Linked DNA regions of Homo sapiens: region 2 is linked to region 1. Evidence: chromatin contacts called from ENCODE Hi-C or POLR2A ChIA-PET data. All regions are on one chromosome and are shown on one strand. Each heading gives the region's core, a stretch centred on a gene start or an enhancer-like site at or near the end of the contact. The rest is flanking DNA. Distances are from core to core; before and after follow the strand shown. Region 1 holds the start of MAB21L1 (mab-21 like 1). Region 2 holds the start of LINC00445 (long intergenic non-protein coding RNA 445).

Region 1 (3,008 bases), core at 399-2,898:
TTGGGTGTTCCCAGACCCTGCTCTTAAGGGGATGGAAGGTTCTTGGGAAATAGAGTAGCTGGGTGCCACGCACCCCAATGTATACTATTTTCAGCTAAATTGGAATCTATCACTGTTGGATAAGGAGAAATTAAATAATAGGTGGTTTTGTGATGCTGTGCCTGTGCAAAACAAAACACACAAACAAAAATCAAAAGCTTAAGTAGCAAGTGGGAGCCCTGAAGAATATCTTGTTAAAAGTGACTCTGAAAGTGTCTACAAACATGTTACCGGGAGTTATAGGATTTGACGGGAAATATTCTTAATTGGAAAGACGTGGCATCTAAATTAAAGGTAGACAATTAAAAAAATCCACCTAGTTTTAAAAACCACAACGTAACCACTAAGTAGTATTTCTTTAGTTTCCTGTACTTTGAGGACACAACTGGACCACCAACTAGAAAAAAAAATTCCTCCTCCTGTTTCCAGGTTCCAAAATTCAGAAATGAAATGATTTATTTCATTTTTGTTTTCAAAATGATGTTTAAATCCAAAAAACCCCCCAGATAACTGCAAGTTAATTTTCTTTGCAAATGTTAACCATTTTCCCTTAATTAAATCACACGAAATAGTATAAAATTAGAAGTCTACTGCCAGGTCACCACTTAAGGACACTTAAGACAGGAGATATATCCTTAATTATACATCTGTAAACAAGCCAGATACCCCAAACCTTCAATTTTTCGGGATAGTTATCTGTGAGGAAGCTTGATCTCTATGATCTCACCTGAATTTTATGTACTAAAATACAGGTCACTATGAAATAACGCTAAAGTACTCTGTCCATCCCACAGACAATTTATTTTTCAAATGTTTCTATAAGTGCATATATAGCGTTGTGTCCTGCTTGTAATGCTGGGCAAGTCCACCAAAGTGCAAAGACTGCATCTGCTGGGGCAGAGGGATGTACGAAATATTTTTTAAATATCCTAACTTAAACAGGGGTAGAACATCTCACACACTCAGCAATAATTTTCAGATTCAACAAATGGAGAAAAGAAAAAAACATAAGTAAAAAAAGAGCATACTACCTCCATAACGTTTCAAAAAATCATTTTAACATATAGGAACATCCAGAATGAGAAAATTACACAGGTACTCCTCCATCTAAAGCCAACTTCCATATGCCAGTAGTCTGCATGAAAGAACAAACTTTCAACCTGCATTTAAGAAGACCCCAAGGATTAACAGACGTTAATTATCTTACTCTAAATGCAAGTTAGTGATTTTGTTTTAGAAAACCCCGTCAAGATCACTAATTGATGGATGCCCATTAATACACCTGTATTTGCATTTCAGCGGTAAAAGACAAGCAGGTTTTCGGCACAGAAGAGAGCCGCTTTGCCAAGTCTTTTCAAAACGTCAATATGCTTCAAGTAATACCAAAGCTGAGAGATTCCTCTTGATTTCCAAACTGTCTAGGTGGCCTGAGTGGTTTTCCGCCGGCAGCAGCCTCCTACCTTTAGTTTGTGTGCCTATATCCATGAGTGGGGATTAATTAGCCGGGTTGGAGCTGAAGGAGGCTGTCGTGACGAGCCCAGTGGCGATTGGCCGCCCGCCTGCCTGGCCCTGCCTTTATAATTTCCACACGAGTGCATCTGGGCTCTTAGACAAACCAACAGCAGCTTCTTCTGACATATACACACGCACACTCACCCCGGACACACACTCAGCACACTTTTCCTCCATTTGATTAACAGTGCTGCACACACAATGATTACGGGAAAGCGCAAATAAATACGGAAAGGGGTGCTTATTTTGACTACTGGAAGAGCTTTGCTGGGTCTCAGCGCAACTTTTGTTTTTTATTCCTGAGAAGGTGATCTCTCCATGCGGTTCTCTCACACAAGGATTCTTTAAAAGAGGAAGAGAGACAAGCAGAGGGGGGAGGACAGTCTTTCACTTTAAGAACGGCTGGGCTCAAAGATAAAAGGAAGGGAAAAGCAGCAGCAGCAGCAGCAGCAGCAGCAGCAGCAGCAGCAGCAGCAGCAGCAGCAGCAGGGAAACCAACGCTGCAGCACTTCCGAAAGGCATTTTTGATCCATTTCTGAGTGTTGCGGCCCGTTTCTCCACCGAAGTTGGCTCCAGCTCTAGCAGCCGCATTGGATCCCACAGCTTACTGCGAGACTCCGGTGTACAATCCGGATCTCTGCCCCAACATGATTGCGGCCCAGGCCAAGCTGGTCTACCATCTGAATAAATACTACAACGAAAAATGCCAAGCCAGGAAAGCTGCCATTGCCAAAACTATCCGGGAAGTCTGCAAAGTAGTTTCCGACGTACTGAAGGAAGTGGAAGTGCAGGAGCCGCGGTTCATCAGCTCTCTCAACGAGATGGACAATCGCTACGAGGGCCTCGAGGTCATCTCCCCCACCGAATTTGAAGTGGTGCTTTATCTCAACCAAATGGGGGTGTTCAACTTCGTGGACGATGGCTCACTGCCCGGCTGCGCGGTGCTGAAGTTGAGCGACGGGCGCAAGAGGAGCATGTCCCTCTGGGTGGAATTCATTACCGCCTCCGGCTACCTCTCGGCGCGCAAAATCCGGTCCAGGTTTCAGACGCTGGTGGCTCAAGCGGTAGACAAATGTAGCTACCGGGATGTGGTAAAGATGGTGGCAGACACCAGCGAAGTGAAACTGAGAATCCGAGATAGGTACGTGGTGCAGATCACGCCGGCCTTTAAATGCACCGGGATCTGGCCGAGGAGTGCTGCCCACTGGCCACTTCCCCACATCCCCTGGCCGGGACCCAACCGGGTGGCGGAGGTCAAGGCGGAAGGTTTCAATCTCTTGTCCAAGGAGTGCCACTCCTTGGCCGGCAAGCAGAGCTCGGCGGAGAGCGACGCCTGGGTGCTGCAGTTCGCGGAGGCAGAGAACAGACTGCAGATGGGGGGCTGCAGAAAGAAGTGCCTCTCCATCCTCAAAACCTTAAGGGATCGTCACCTTGAACTGCCGGGCCAGCCCTTGAAC
Region 2 (2,932 bases), core at 158-2,657, 220 kb before region 1:
TTTCAGTACACGTGTTCTCATTTATCAAGGGGCGGTGCTCGGGTGTGAAGGGGGAGAATACCAAGGGTGAAAAGATTCAAGGTGATCAAACTATTTTTCCATTTGTAGCAGAAAAAAAAGAAAGAAAGGAAATAAAAGAGGGAAGGAAAATCATTTCATTATGTGGCAACCAAACACAACCAGGGGTAGCAACCAGAGGTAGCAAGCAAGTAGCAACTTTGTTCTTCAGAGCAGTTCACTCTAGGGTGTCCTGAGTTTTCCAGGGTGCAGTCTGTGACTGTGGAATTTGAAAACAGCAGGAGCACAAGAACAGAAGTTGCATGGATGTCTAGAGTTGTCATCTCTCGAATGCCCTCTGCGGCGAAGATCCCTCCTAGCGCCACCTGGATGAATCACTTCCAGGGGAAAGTGGAAAAAGAAAACTATTACATTGGACATTAATTTCCATGCTAGGCATATTATATGCATTTCTTTCTCTCTGAATAAAGTCTGCAAAATAGGTATGATTTTCCCCATTCTAGAGATAAGCTGAAAGTTTCAATTATCTTATGCGCCCTGTTCAAAGAGGCCCAGCTGGCAGTGGAGGTGAGATGGAGTGAGCTAGCAGTGGAGGTGAGATGGAGTGAGCTAGCAGTGGAGGTGAATTGGAGTGGGGCCTGTCTGCCATCAGCACCAAGTCTTGTTTAATTATTCCACTCTGCCTTCCCAAGATGTCCCTGACATGTTAGGTGGAGTTCTGAAGGTCCGTTTAGCAACACAGGTTAAGGCCTAAAGGATCTCCCTCCCTCCATCGCTTAAATGCTATTTTTATGTATTTATTTATTGTTGAGACAGTGCCTCACTCTGTCACCCAGGCTGGAGTATAGTGGCGTGATCATAGCAAGTGAGCAGCCTCAATCTCCTGGACTAAAGCCATCCTCTAGCCTCAGCCTCCTGAGTAGCTGGGAGTGCAGGCATGTACCACCGTGCCCAGGTAATATTTTATTTTATTTTTTTTTTGTAGAGATGGGAGTCTTGCTATGTTTCCCAGGCTGGTCTTGAATTCCTGGTCTCAAGCAATCCTCCCATCTCAAAATCCCAAAGTGCTGAGATTATAGGTGTGAGCCACCGCACCCAGCTTTAAATGCTATTAAACAAGGGAAATCAGTAGGTTGGGTAGATGTACTCAAAGGGCAGGAATGAGAACAACACACTGAGACTCATTTGGGGAACAGGAGCTGTGCCTTCAAGTCACTGTGGGGTAAGGCAGAATGGAGCGAGTCCTAAGGGCCCCCTAACGCACCCAGTATGTGATATGTGATAGAGAGAACGGTTACTCATCACCACTGGAGATTAACAAGGTCTCATCTGCTCGTCTGGTCGCTTGGCTATGCTGTGACACCTGACACTGGCTGATGATCCGAGGCTTTACCAGCTTTAGAACACACCTATGTGTGAAAGCCTTGGGCTCTGAACCTGATCCACTCCCCGGGGGCCCTTCAAAGGGTTAACACTGACCTTCCCCGTCCAGACCCTTACCATGGGGCCACAGCCTTATCTAAGGAACTTGGTCCCACGCCCTCCACCCTCTGCCCTCCATGAGCCTTTCTCTCAGGCTCCTCCACAGAGGGACACTCATAAAATTCCTGTTGGTCATCACCACATTCCAGAATTCCTCCGTGGTCACAGACTGGGCCTCACCTTGACCCTGAGTGCTGGGCTGCAGAGAGTTGAAATCCATCCCCAGGTTCCCCGTAGTTCAGGTGAGAGAGCGGGATGGAGCTGTCCCAAGCCCAGGCCTCTGCAGTTGTTTGAAACCTGAGCCCGTGCTTTTCTTTGAAGTTTAAATGTGGACCTATTGTTTTTTCCTGATAATAATAAACAGGGTCAGGAGAGAGGAAGGCAGATGAGGAAAGAGGAGGAGGGCAGGCAGCAGTCTTGTCAAGTAAAATTACCCCAACTCTGCCTTTGAAGGGGCGCAGCCTTGGTTCTGCGGTCGGCATGAGAGTGAGGGGACTGGCCAGGCAGGGTGGGATTTGCAAAGAAATCAAGGGTCCTGAAATGTGGTCACCGAGGGAAAGGGGATACGCAGCCGTCCAATAGGAGGACGGGCCATGGTCCTGCCGGACATGCCAGGGCAGCCTGGGCTCTGGCTGCAAATGTGACCTTCCAGTCCCTCTCATTGCCTATTCACTGCCCCCAGGAGGTGTCCTCCGCCTCCAGTGAGTGACTCCAAACCATGAGTTTGTTTGGGCTAAAACCCTTCCCTCCCCTTAAAGTGGCAGAAACAAATGTTTGGAAACAAAGGTGAATTGAGAGTGACAGCTCGTGACCTGGCTCTGGTGCATGTTGAGCCAGTGTCCAAGCGGCCACCGGACACTGTGCCATCAGGCCAGAGTTGATTTCCTGCAGACTGTGACTCTGAGAAGCAGCCCAAACCGCCCACCTCTGTTCAGAGGAGACAGGCTCTCCCCACAGGGTGAGCGTTTGTGTTGCCTGAGAATCCATGAGCCCCGTGGCACTGCTCCTAGCACAGGAAAAGCAGACAGAATGTGTGCGGGGTGAGAGCCCGCAGCAAGGTGGAAGCCCTTTCCTCAGCCCCAGGCTTCAGCAGAAGGCTCAGCAGTCCAGCAGTCTCAGTTTCCCACATTAAAAACATGGGAGTGGGCCAGGTGTGGTGGCTCACGCCTGTAATCCCAGCACTTTGGGAGGCTGAGGTGGGAGGATCACTTGAGGTCAGGAGTTCCTGGCCAACATGATGAAACCCCGTCTCTACTAAATACAAAAATTAGCCAGGTATGATGGTGGGCGCCTGTAATCCCAGCTACTCGGGAGGCTGAGGCACAAGAATCACTTGAACCTAGGAAGCGGAGGTTGCAGTAAGCTGAGATCGTGCCACTGCGTGGCGGCCTGGGCGACAGAGCAAGACTCCATCTCAAAAACAAAAACCAAA

What was found. Hi-C counts contacts between places; a loop is a spot of excess contacts on that map. ChIA-PET counts read pairs that join two places held with the same protein, here RNA polymerase II (POLR2A).
Region 2: POLR2A ChIA-PET joins it to region 1 with 11 read pairs in BJ. The contact joins the promoter of LINC00445 here to the promoter of MAB21L1 in region 1. A Hi-C loop is called at or near these places in 1 of 168 maps with a recorded cell type or tissue (ectodermal cell). POLR2A ChIA-PET finds 5 or more read pairs at or near these places in 2 of 52 experiments (BJ and SK-N-SH).

What each region holds. Positions count from the first base shown.
Region 1 is chr13:35,475,329-35,478,336 of GRCh38, reverse strand. It overlaps MAB21L1 (mab-21 like 1), which reads left to right and starts at 1,648. Exons shown (of 1, transcript NM_005584.5): 1 at 1,648-3,008. The coding sequence starts at 2,199. The region is part of intron 41 of NBEA (neurobeachin); the gene reads right to left. RefSeq lists an enhancer at 2,076-3,008.
Region 2 is chr13:35,696,202-35,699,133 of GRCh38, reverse strand. LINC00445 (long intergenic non-protein coding RNA 445) reads right to left here and starts at 1,407. Exons shown (of 2, transcript NR_132115.1): 1 at 1,283-1,407; 2 at 1-395. LOC124903224 (a long non-coding RNA gene) reads left to right here and starts at 1,680. Exons shown (of 2, transcript XR_007063891.1): 1 at 1,680-1,742. RefSeq lists enhancers at 1,461-2,056, 2,057-2,653.